3 separate regions of the Mus musculus genome follow, and all the other regions are linked to region 3. Evidence: chromatin contacts called from ENCODE Hi-C or POLR2A ChIA-PET data. All regions are on one chromosome and are shown on one strand. The core of a region is the stretch at or near the end of the contact, and the rest is flanking DNA. Distances in the headings are between cores, read along the strand shown.

The links. Hi-C counts contacts between places; a loop is a spot of excess contacts on that map. ChIA-PET counts read pairs that join two places held with the same protein, here RNA polymerase II (POLR2A).
Region 1: a loop to region 3 is called in a map of heart, with 5 times the contacts of the local background. The contact joins the promoter of Trim16 here to the promoter of 2410006H16Rik in region 3. A Hi-C loop is called at or near these places in 1 of 37 maps with a recorded cell type or tissue (heart). POLR2A ChIA-PET finds 5 or more read pairs at or near these places in 2 of 5 experiments (Patski and embryonic stem cell).
Region 2: POLR2A ChIA-PET joins it to region 3 with 15 read pairs in Patski. The contact joins the promoter of Zfp287 here to the promoter of 2410006H16Rik in region 3. POLR2A ChIA-PET finds 5 or more read pairs at or near these places in 4 of 5 experiments (Patski and embryonic stem cell).

What each region holds. Positions count from the first base shown.
Region 1 is chr11:62,818,209-62,822,437 of GRCm38, reverse strand. It overlaps Trim16 (tripartite motif-containing 16), which reads right to left and starts at 2,185. Exons shown (of 6, transcript NM_053169.2): 1 at 1,439-2,185. The coding sequence starts at 1,933.
Region 2 is chr11:62,729,741-62,734,070 of GRCm38, reverse strand. Zfp287 (zinc finger protein 287) reads left to right here and starts at 2,175. Exons shown (of 6, transcript NM_133208.3): 1 at 2,175-2,404.
Region 3 is chr11:62,600,878-62,604,768 of GRCm38, reverse strand. It overlaps 2410006H16Rik (RIKEN cDNA 2410006H16 gene), which reads right to left and starts at 1,892. Exons shown (of 5, transcript NR_030738.1): 1 at 1,746-1,892; 2 at 1,487-1,534; 3 at 1,123-1,172; 4 at 303-366; 5 at 1-114. Snord49b (small nucleolar RNA, C/D box 49B) reads right to left here and starts at 1,683; the gene lies at 1,621-1,683. Snord49a (small nucleolar RNA, C/D box 49A) reads right to left here and starts at 1,309; the gene lies at 1,248-1,309. It overlaps Snord65 (small nucleolar RNA, C/D box 65), which reads right to left and starts at 239; the gene lies at 183-239.

The DNA of each region.
Region 1 (4,229 bases), core at 936-3,435, 220 kb before region 3:
ATAAGATGGTGTTCCAGAAGCTTCCATGCCTCGCTCATCAACTGCGTAACTTTGAACAAGTACAACAGAGACCTTCAGAGCCCTCACCTAATAATTACTGAAATATCAGATGGGAAAATCCACACCAAAAAATATTTTCAAGTTGGGTGGGTCCCTTTCCTTTGATGTATTTGTTGATTGCCATACTTTCCGTATAGGACATCCCTTGATACTAGAAACACTGGAAACAGTTGACAAGTGGCTTCCTGGGCCGGAAATGGTGACTCATTAGCATCTGGAGTGTCGAACTCTGCAGAACTACACCCATCCAGGACTAGAGAGAGTCTACCTCTGGTACAGGAACAAAAGAAATACCCTGGTTAGGAAAGTTCCTTGCCCAGATACCACTTTCCTTTACTGCCCAGGAACACATGCCACAGAAAGGCTCTGGGTGTGCCAACCAACAGTGCAAAGAGGGAACTGCCTTGAGCGTGAACCAGGACCTGTGTGTGGGCGGAGTCAACCTTACTTCCTACTGGGGAAACTCAAAGTGGGAGAAACTCAAAGTGGGAAAGCTGCGGGGGTCCACCCCCAATGTCTCATCCAGGATCTTGGCTTCCAGATAAAGGCAAGCAGTGCTTCAGAAATGACTTTTTTATCTGATAAAAGTAAAATTTCAGACTTCGAGCACAGTGTTTCTCAGGTGCTCCTGCCAGCCTATCCCGTAAGGAACCTTTATTCTCCAGTAAGTTAAGTCGCCCTTGGCATTAACTTCCGTGTGCGTTTCAAATTCTGTTATCTTGGCAGTTTTTGTTTTGTTTTGTTTTGTTTTACTTGAATGCAGCATTTTGTGTTAGCTTCTTTTGTGGTTTTGCGATTCAAAAAAAAAGAAAGGAAGGAAGGAAGGAAGGAAGGAAGGAAGGAAGGAAGGAAGAAAGAAAGAAAGAAAGAAAGAAAGAAAGAAAGAAAGAAAGAAAGAAAGAAAGAAAGAAAGAAAGAAGTTAAGAAAGAGAGGAAGGAAGAAAAGGAGAAATGAAGTCTGAGGTTTCTTCTTTTCCCTTGGACTTCTGCCAAGGTTTTCATGGGTTGATATATGCCTCACAGATCCTGCCAGAGGGAAATACCACACTCCTGAGGCTAACCTTCTACAGCACACACCCAAATGCACATTACTAAACTCTAACTAGAAACAGCAGGAAATTCCTATGCCTGGCAGAGACAATAGAGACCGCACAGCAACAGGGACACTGAGATGGGGACAGTGACCCACTTTTGTTTCCAAAGCCAGCGGCTATAGATACTTACAGCGAACCAACACCCAGGCACTACCGCTAAAGTTCTCCTCTGTTGACTCGGAACAAACTGGCATCAACAGAGCCACAAATGCAGCATGTGTGACCTCTCCCTGGGGACACCTCCTCCCACTGGTCCCTCCCAGGCGACAGACCCCACTACTCACCTCTTTGTTCCTGCGGGCTGCATCCAGGGAGACAGTACTGTCGCCTCTGTGTTCACCCTCCCCGCATTCCTGGCAGATACACTGCTGGTGCGTGTGGCAGAAGGAAACCAAAGGGCTGTGGTGGGCAGGGCAGGTGCGTAGATCCTGGTCCTTTGCGGGTTCGGTTAGCTGGTGGCTGTGCAGTTTGCTGTTCTCCTGGTGTGGCCGCAGGTGCTCCTCACAGTAGTTCACCATGCAGGTCAGACAGGATTTCACTGCCCTTACTCTGCTGGCCCCAAGACAGAAGTCACACAAGATCTGATCCTCTTCACCAGGAGCCCCGACCTCTGCGGGGTCATGACCCTGCTCCTGGGTTTCCTCACCTGACTTGCTGAGAGGGTCCGCATCTTCTTTTTCTGCTGGGATAGCTGACACAGGGTCTGGGCCGAGAGGGGCCAAAGGGTGAGCAGTGACCCCGGTCAGAGGCCCCGGGGCAATCAGATCCAATTCAGCCATCTGGTGGAGGCTCTGCGGACTAAGGACTAAGGCGTCCTTCCTCGCGGTCCCTTGGCTCAGGATCTGAGTAGCCCAAGTCAAACCAGAGAGCCACGCCTAGCAGATTGCAGCTGCCCTGAGACATTAACTGTTTCCTCCCTCCCGAGGAAGCTCAGTTACTCAGACAGGACGAGGCTCCTCCAGATTGGCTAGTAGCCAGCCACAGTGACAAGGCTCAGAACTGCCTTGCCACTTGGCTCCTGTGTCTGTTCCTTGGCTCAGGCTTCTCATTCTCATTCCTAGCCCAGCCCTGAAACTTCTATTCTTACGGGACTCATTCACGCACACCCCATAGGCTCTTCCGGAGACCACGTGTGCCTGTGGGACTGGAAAAAAGGGCAAGATTCCTGAGCTCTATTGTAAGCCTCTGCGGCTTTGAGCGGTCCCACAAGCCATATTTTGCGGTGGATCTCTCTCTCTCTCTCTCTCTCCTTCCTCCATCCCTCCCTCTCTCTCCCCTCCCCCTCCCCTTCTCTCTACTCCATATATTTTTAAAGGGGTCCAAAATGTAAGGACTTTGATAATAGGGCAGCTGCTAATCCTAAATGAGCCACCAGCTTGGTCCTACCACCACCACCACAAAACCTGACATACAGACAGACAGACAGACATAGTCAATCTAGCTTTATCTGCTTTTAATAACTTGCTTTTATCAGACTTTTGTTTTATTTTAGTCGTGTGTGTGTGTGTGTGTGTGTGTGTGTGTGTGTGACAGAGTTTGACATCTAGTGTCTTTCTTAATTGCTCTCCACCTCATTTCATGAGAGAGGACCTCACAGTGAACCTGGAACACGCTAGGTCACCTAGCGCAGCAGGCCAGCAAGTCAGAGGGATATTCTAGACTCTTGCCCCAGTGCTGGGGTTACAGATAAGCACCATTGCATGGCTGCAGGTGGCCATGCACACCTAGCAAGCACTTTACCCACTGAACCGTCCTCCTAGCTCCACTTCTGGTTGACTTTTAAAACTCACTCATGTGAGAAGCCACCCAGTGGACAGGGCCCTGGCCTTCCACTCTCTGCCATAAACCTCTAACATGTGGGCTTTGATGATAACAGTTGTCTGGCTTGCTTCTCCGAAACTTGATGGCCTTTTGTTGAAATTGACTCATCTGGACCTGAGCAGGTAACTAGTGGGTGACCTTTTGGCATCAGAAGACCAAAACTTCTGCCCTCAGAACATTCTAACACTGACCTGTCCTGAACATGCATCCCACGAAGAGCCATGAGGACCGATTATGGTCCTCTCAGCCACCCTTCCCTATCTCATAAATCCTCACCAGACCCCACCCTCCAGGAAGTGGATCTAACTGTGCTTCTCCCCTTCCATGCTCAGCTCAGCTGCCTTCAAATATGATTTTTCTCTTTTGCGAAACGCATGGTCTCTGTGTTTGCCACCCTGTGCAAGCATCCTGGTTCTGAAACCACAGAAATTGATGGATGTTTATAACCCTGACCCTCCAGTGTCCGCTTCTAGGGCATTCCAGGAGCTGGCTGAGAATGGGCACAGGAAGGGGCCATCGGGTAGAAGAGGGAAGGCACTGTCCCCTTCCACATACAGCTCTCTCCAGCCTTTCTAGGCCCCGTATCTTACTCTGTGATCTCCACGAAGAGACAGTTGCTAAACTAGCCCCACATCCAGCTAATAAAACTGTTCCTAAATGAGGTGCCCTCATTTTCTCAGGCTGTCCTTACAAAGTGCCACAGACTGACTGACTTTGATGACAGGAGTTAATTTCCCGACACCTCTGCAAGGGTGAGCTCCCACGCGTGGAGATGCCGTGGCCTTCTTCTGAGACCGCACTCCTTGGCTTGCCCTCCCGTCCTTCATGCCGTCTTCCCTGTGCTTGTCTGTGTCCTGATTGCTTCCTTTAGACATCAGTGAGGCTGAACTAGGGGACCATCCTACCTCATTTTTTTTCTTAATGACCTGTTCAAAGACCTACCTCCAAAAGCAGTCATGCTCTGAGGTAATGGGGGGTTATGACCTCAGTGTGTGAATTTGGAGGGTGAGGAGGGGGATGAAGCTCATGGCTAGAGGATGGGATGAGAAGCAAGTGGTTCCTGGGGGGAAAGAGCTCTTCCAGACGTGGCGTACCTCTGGACTTTAGGACTGAGATTAGTCTAATATGGCACCACCATGCATCTCTGTTTCCTTGGGGTAAACTAGACAGACCCGGGGATATTTCTTGGCAGAACTTGTCAAAAATCCAAGAAATCCACAGGCTTCTCAGAATCATAGTATACAAAAGGCTGCA
Region 2 (4,330 bases), core at 926-3,425, 130 kb before region 3:
ACCTTCAGGATAAAATTATATCCAGATCTCTCATCACAAACCAAATTATCAGTTCAAATGGCATCAAAGGCCCTAGCTTAAAATCACAACTGTTGAAACCGCTAAAGGAATATAGAAGAAAAACTTTGGGATACAGGTTTATGCAAGAAATTTCTGAATGGCACAGAAACTAGACTCAGAAATTGACAAACTGATCCTCAACCTTCCTAATGTTGTGAAACTTTATTATAGTTACTCATGTTGTGGTGACCCCACCCCCAACCATAACATTATTTTCATTGCTACTTCATAACTGTAATTTTGCTGCTGTTATGAATCATAATGTAAATATCTGTGTTTTCCAATGGTCTTAGGCAACCTTTTGTGAAAGGGTCATTCAACCTCCAAAGGGTCACAACTCAGGTTGAGAACCACTAGTCTGGACTATATACAGAACTGTGCAGAAATTAAACACCAGGCAGTAAATGGGCCAATGAACTCGATTCTCAATAGAAGACATAAAAATGACCAATAACACTTTTTAATGTGTTTGACTTCCTTAGCCATCAGAAAAACACTACTTTGAGATTCTATCTCACTCCAGTCAGAATAGCTATTGGAAGAAAACAAACGTCAACAAATGCTTTTAAGGTTGCAGAGAAAGAGGCTACCTTATCCATGGTTGGTGAGCATGTAATGTGCTTCAGGCACTATGGAAATCAATGCAGAGGCTTATCAAATAAAAATAAAAATAAAAAATAAGGCAGGTGGATTACTGAGTTCGAGGCCAGCCTGGTTTACAGAGTGAGTTCCAAGACAGCCAGGGCTACACAGAGAAACCCTGTCTCAAAAATAAAAAAATAAATCTTCCATATGACCTGACTATACCACTCCTAGGCACACACCTAAAGGCATCTGCACTTTACTGTGCATGTGCTTGTACATCTGTGTTTGTTGTTACTCCTTTCACAAGCACAAGGAACATGAGTCAGCTTAATGTCCATCAACATTAATTACTGCCCTGATCTTGACTTCTTTTCTCCTACTACTGACTGGTTGGTATTTCACACTTATTTTCAAAGCTGTACATAATAATGTTATTTATTTTTCTTAGAATTTACTTAATTGTGTGTGTGTGTGTGTTGTGTATGCGTATCACAGGAGACTGTGGAAGTCAAAAGTGGCATCAGAGCCGCTGGAACTGGAGTTACAGACTTTGAGTCATCACGTGGGTGCTGGGAACTGAAACCAGAGTCTTTGTATGAATCATAAGCACTCATAACCACTAATCCATTTCTTCATCCTTTTCCTCCTCTCATTATGTAGCCCATGCTAGCCTTGAATGGTTGTGTAGACTAGGCTGGCCTCAAACTTCACAGAGATCCACCTCTCTCCTACTTTTGTGTTTGGTTTTGGTGGCCCAGTGAATCTAACCTGGTTTTTTTGTTTTGTTTTTTTGTTTGTTTGTTTGTTTTGTGAACATAAGCAGGGAAAGAAATCAGTATTTTGAGGAGGGAGGGAGCCCACACAGAAATGCTAAAAAAATTAAAAAACTCAGTGAGTGGAACAGAAAAACAATAGAAACATCACCAATGGACTCAGCCAGGCAGAAGAAAGACTATCAAGGATGGGAGACGAGGTTGACTACTGTACCTAAATTCAAGAAGGACTTTTTAAAATGAGTATTATGATGTCCAAGAAGTTCAGGATGCCATCAAAAAACAAACCAAAGAATCCACAGAACAGAAGGAGCTAAGAGAAATGCTGAAGACAGAGAATTTGTCTGTTAGTTGAATCTGGAGGTCTCAGTGTCGGATTCTAGAGGTGACAATCAGAGCCATTAGGAATTATGCACTACAGTCCATCTAGAAAGAGCACTGTGGGGTTTCCTCCCTACAAGCCACATACTTGATGCCTGTCTATTTCTGCGTTGTAAGAATCCGGCTTTACTCTCCAAATGGTTTCCCAGGTACTGCTATTGCAGCCCTGACATCCAAGTCATCTGCCAGGCCTGTCTCTGCCCAGGTAAACTTTAAAGTTCCGGTCGAAACCTTGTAGCTAACAGGCAAGTCACGGTGATGGGTGGAGGAGGTTGCCATAGAGACAGGTCCAGGGCCTGGGGCTCGGGATGGGAAGGCTCGGGTTCGGCTTCCCATTGGCTCTACGGACGAGCAGCGTTCTCCACTAGCACATGCGCAGTGGCGCCGAGGCGAGGTCGCTGCGAAGCCCGGGAGCTAGGGGTTCCGGCCGGGGCCTCTGGGGACCCGGCTGGAATGAGCGTGTACTGACGGCTCCCGGCTCCTCCCAGGGAGAGAAGCGGTGAAGCTGAGCCCCTGATGCAGCTCTGAGTCGAGCCTGCCACGGAGGCTCCCGCCACGCCGCCGCCATTGTTGCCCGGGCTGCGCCGACGGGGCCCGAGTGACAGGTACTGATGTCCGAGCGCGAATGTCCACGGGGAGGCCGGCCCGGGGCAGGCTGGGAAGGGGAGGCGGCTGGAGGCAAGGCGGGCGCATCTCCTCAGGGCATGCATGACTATGGATGAGCTAGGCTGGGAGTTGGAGCCCCAAACAAGTACGTGTGGGTTCTTCTCCGTGTCAGGATACTTGTGAGGTTGGCTTTGAGAGAGGTGGATAGTGCTTTCGGTTTACACTTGAGGAAGCTCCTGAGACGGCCTCCAATCACAGCCTAACAGGCTTGTCTTCTCTGCTCCGGGAATAGAGCAAACTATGCAAGGCAGATAAATAGATCGCCTTGGCCCCGCCCCTATGAGATTGTTTGGAAACCTCCAGTTTGTCCCAGTAATCACAAATTTGCTCTGTTGCTGAGAACATCCGGAATATTAGTGACTTGGATATTGAAACATTTCTTTCTGCAAGGTGATAAGTTTTCAACAAGTTAGAAATTAACCATTCTGCTCATGGTTCCTTAAATTATTGCTTCTAACACCACCATCAATAAACACACATCGTGTGTGTGTGTGTCTAGGATGAATGTATTCTAAATTCAAGGATAGAGGAAAAGAAGACCAGGGTAAATTCTGTGTGTTTATCCTGCACTCTGAGGAGTCTGCTTCTGTGTGTATGAGGGGTAGCAGAGAACACCAAAAATGCTTGAGCTGATGGGCCATTCTTGTGCTGGATAGTTTTATGTCACCTTGACACAGCTATGGTCATCTTATAGAGGAAATGCCTCTATAAGACTGAGAGCTACTTCCTGCCTCCAGGTTCCTGCCCTGTTTGAGTTCCTGCCCTGACTTCCTTTGATGATGAACAGTGATGTGGAAGCACGAGCTAAATAAACCCTTTCCTCCCCAGATTGATTTTTAGTCAAGGTGTTTCATCACAGCAGTAGTAACCCTAACTGGGACAAAAATTGGAACCAGAAGTAGGGTATTGCTGTCACAGTCCTGGCCATGTTGTTATGGGAAGATCGTAGAAGGACATTAGAACTTTAGGCTAGAAAAGTCGTTGAGTGTTGGAAGCTCAGTGAGCTATTCTGTAGGAGCTAGGAAGAGAAGGATGTTAAGAGCAGGAGAGAAACGCAAACTTGGCCTTTTGTGTGAAGAATCTTTGGTGTCTGGTCATCTGGAACTGAATAGTCAGCTGTGACTAAAAAGAAACCAGTGTCACTGAGGTGAATAAGAAATTGCCCAAGAAGCTATATTTCAGAGGGAGACAAGATTATACCTCATTCTGGCTGCCAAGCTTAGTGAGTAAGAGTCACTCAGATGGTACTGGTTTTGATGGCATAAAAGAGTCACAGCGAGCATCTGAGGCTTAGCACTGTGTGGCAGGGCTGGGATCCCTGAAGAAGTCCCAGAAGAGGTTGTCTTACTAAGATTTCTATTGCTGAGATGAAACACCACAACCAAAAAGTAGTTGTGGAGGAAAGAGTTTATTTGGCTTACACACTTCCATGTTGCTGTTCATGATAAAAGGAAGTCAGGACATGAATTCAAACAGAGCAGCAACCCGGAGTCAGGAGCTGATGCAGAGGCCTTGAGAGGTGCTGCTTACTGGCTTGCTTCTCATGGCTTTTTCAGCCTACTTTTTTTCTCTAGAACCCAAGATGACCAGCCCAGGGATGGATCACTTACAATGAACTGGGCCCTCCACCATCAATCACCAATTAAGAAATTGCCCTATACGATCTTATAAAGGCATTTTCTCAATAGAGGTTCCCTCCTTTGAGATAAATCTAGTTTGTGTGTCAAGTTAATATAAGACTAGCCAGCACAGAAGGTATTGGTGAAAATACAGTCCAGTTTCATCAAGAGACCCCAGCATTTTGGAAATCCAGTACCGTGGAGTGATCACTAAGGACATCAGCAGCAGTGGTATGAATCCAGCTG
Region 3 (3,891 bases), core at 643-3,142:
GATCCTGTGGTACAGACAGGATTACCAAATGTGCCCACCCAGAACAAAATTGGCAGACATGTCACTTAGGATATTTGCTTTCAGGCCGGCTGGAGACTCCTCTGGGAATATAGCCTGCAAAAGAGCTGAATTTCAGAATCACTCCTGCCTGGATCAATGGCATTTAGAACATTTAATGATATCTTCAGAAAACCATAGGCTCACCACTACCAATCTGCCGGTAATTCCAGCTATTTTAGGTGATATCATCATTTGATATCTCTCAGAGTAATAACAGATAGTCACTGTACAGACCAACTCACCTCTGCTGCTGCCAGCACAGATCTGCAGTCCTGCGTCCGTTCTGAGAACTTGAAAGGGGACACCCTAAAATGGATTGCAGAAAACAGGACATTATATATAACAGCCTTGCAAAATCAATGGCTGCCCTCCCACCCTGGCTTTTCTCTTTTGGATTTCTTTGTAGCCCTGGCTCACTACTGTAGACGAGGCTGGCCTGAACTCTGCCTGCCTCTTCTCAAGAAAGCTACAGTTCTTAACACATCCTAGACCTAAAAGGGAAGTATTTTTCAAATTACTAAAATACATTTACAACTAGCCAAACCAGCCCAACTGGGTTCAATTGTAAGACCACATTAACTGAAAATTTTAAGACCCAAGTTAATGGACTAGAAGGTCTAAGTTCTTAGAAGACCAGGTTTGACTGCCAGCACTAATTGTGGCTCACAACCACCTAAGTCCGGTGCCATTTTTTTCTAGCATCAAGACAGCAAACACACACAAAAATGGCTCTATAGGGGGCTGGAGATGGCTCTGTGGTTAAGAGCACCGACTGCTCTTCGGAAGGTCCGGAGTTCAAATCCCAGCAACCACATGGTGGCTCACAACCATCCGTAATGAGATCTGATGCCCTCTTCTGGTGCATCTGAAAACAGCTACAGCGTACTTAGATATGATAAATCTTAAAAAAAAAATGGCTCTACAGTAAGAGCTGTGCACTGTTGCCTTACTTAACCACCCCCATCAGCTACAACCAGTATTGAGTACAGGCAAAACTGATGCTCATACATGAACACTCTAGCTCAAATCAAAACGGTCTAAAATCCCAAGCTGAAAGCTTACCTCATGGGAGGCCACAGCTGTTGGCAATCTTCCACTCTTAAATCCCCAACCTAGAAGTACAGCAGTTGTTAAAAGTCCAGCCCAAGTTAAACCTAAACCCCAGCCACCGGTGTGGGCTTGACTGCAGTCAGCCAGGAGCAGTTATCGTCAGTTATCGACTCTGACGGCACTTCCTACTTAGTCATCTCATCACAGCAGTCAAGCTTTCTGCTGTCCTCCAACTAGTAGTTCCAGCCACTAAATGGAGACACGTCTTAAATTTATGTATGTGCCCACATGGGCCAGGGTATGTTGGGAGTCCCTGGAGCGAAAGCTACACAGCCTCTTGTCTATGAACCCCACCTGATACTCCAGAAACCCTTACCTCATGGTGGGATGATACTGCTCCTATTCCACGTTGTCAACGTCCCGTCTGAAAGGTTAGAAGAGTAAGAGTCATGAGGGGCAATTAGAACACTTGTGTTCAGCACTGGGTCGCCGAGGCTTAAACGACTGCAGTCAGCTAACTAGGGATGTCGTCAGTTGTCGCATCGGACGGCACTTCCTTTTTTTTCTAGTTTCATCATCATTGCAGCCGACACCCCGCCCACGCGCGGCGCCCCGCGATGCAGACCTCGACTTACCAGGCTCCCCTAGATCTGTGCAGCGCACAAGGCGGAGCTGAGAGGCTGGGCCCGGGCTCAGCATCGCTCCAGACCGTCACCAGCAGGCCACGGCGAAGGGACCAGCTCAACGAGCGAGAAGAGCACGATCCCATGATGGCCGCAGAGAAAGACGGCGCGTGAGCGCCCTCCTCTTAAGGGCTAGGAATAGACCACTCCTCACCCCAGGGAGGTGAGGGCGGCAAAGGCTCACGGGAACTTCCAGCGGCCCGCCTCGCGACCCAGGCCTCCCCCGTTCTGTTGAGCGAGTGGTCTCCCCCGCCCCGGGGGATTCTGGGTAGCGAAGAGCGCGCGAGCTCCAGCGCGCCTGCGTGTTGGGTTAAGCGCGGACTCGACATCCTTTCCGCGGTTTTCCGTCCTCGTTGTCTTCCCTGACTTATTAGTCCTTTGTGAACGTGTGTAGTGTGTGAAATGTGTAGTCAGACCTGACAGTGCAGGCCTGTAATCGTAATCGATTAGGAACCCGACGCAAGAATTCGAGTCCAGCCTGGGCAATTTAATGAGCCCCTGTCTCTATTTTAAATTTAAAAAAAAAAAAAAAAAAGCGGGCCTATATAATCTAACTGGGTGGTGGAGAGCCTGGCTCATCTACGCTAACACACACGAAACCGCGTTCAAAGACAAACGCTGTTACAAAAGTGTAATGATTGGGGCCGTTCTGCACCCCATTATTTTTACAACATATCCACGGAGTCTCTCAAGGCCCTATGCAGACGGCCCTCATCACATTCCTTAGAGAACTGTAGAATCAAGAAGAGCTCTTGATCCATTTCCATTGCCCCCTGCTCTTTCCACTTCTGACTGGAGAGACTTGCATCGGGCATAGGTAATAGAAAACTGCTAATGCTATGCCTTCAGTATATGAGTATGTTTGATTTTCTCAAGGGTTGGGGATGCAGTGTTTCCCTAGCAAACATGAAGTTCTGAGCTCCATCCCCAGCACCTCATAAACTGGACATTGTGACAAACTCCCAAGCTCTGGGTATGTGGAGGCAGCAGAATCAGAAGTTCAAGGTCATCTTCAGCTATGAGGTCAGCCTGGGATATGTGAACCTGAAGACTAGAGTAGGGTTCTTGTGAGTTCAAGACCAGCCTGGCCTACGGAATGAAATCCTGTCTCAAAACACCTCAGTGCAAAATCTGTTGAGCTAGTATATATGATATGCTGGGTTCTACCCAGCAACACACACATAAGTGCTTGCATGCACTTCTTATGCAAATAGGCTGAGGAGGCAACTCATTTTGACAGAACTAGACAGGTGGTCATGAGACTGCAATCTTGGTGGTCTGAGGAATAAACAGAATTTTGATGGAGGGAGGGAAGTCCAGGCCAAAACATTCTTAAAGGGAATAAGATAATTTCCCTTGGAGCCAAATATGCTTGACCATGGCCAGGAACACAAGATTCATGGGTCCCCAAATACCATGTTCTATATTGGAAGTGTCTTGGGTTTTTGTTTGCTTGGTTGGTTGGTTGGTTTTGGTTTGGTGCCGTTTTCGAGACAGGTGCTGTTTTCTGTGTAGCACTGGCGGTCCTGGAACTTGCTCTGTAGACTAGGCTGATCTTGAACCTGGAGATCTGCCTGCCTCTGCCTCTCGAGTGCTGGGATTACAGGCATGTGCCACCACCATTGCCTAACTTGTTACAGAACAAGGAAAGTCATTTGGTGGGGACCTCAATTGGCAAGTTACAGTAAAGATGAGGACTCTGTTGTAGGTTTCAGGTGCTGCCCAATGATGTTTTTAGCTTTTGAATGTGTGGAAATTAGTGGCCTGTCAAGAATAGTAATATAAGGTTTTCATAGTCACAAGGATGTTAACTCGGGGGCAAGGGATATGGATGGCTTCAAAGGGACCAAAAATAGTCCAAAATAATTTAGCTCTGGTTTGAACACTAATTTCAATCTTGAGTCATTTGGCCTTGAATCTTTAACAGAGGTGCAGCTCTCCCTTGCCCTCCCCCTTCTGGGAGTTTCAAGTTGCAGAAACATCTAGCAAACGCCAAGTCAAAGAGCCAAATATGAAGCCCTTCAGGCTTTGTGAATAATTAAGAAAAAGTACTAAGGACTTTTCATCAAACTCCCCTGAAAACAAAAGGAGTACAGGG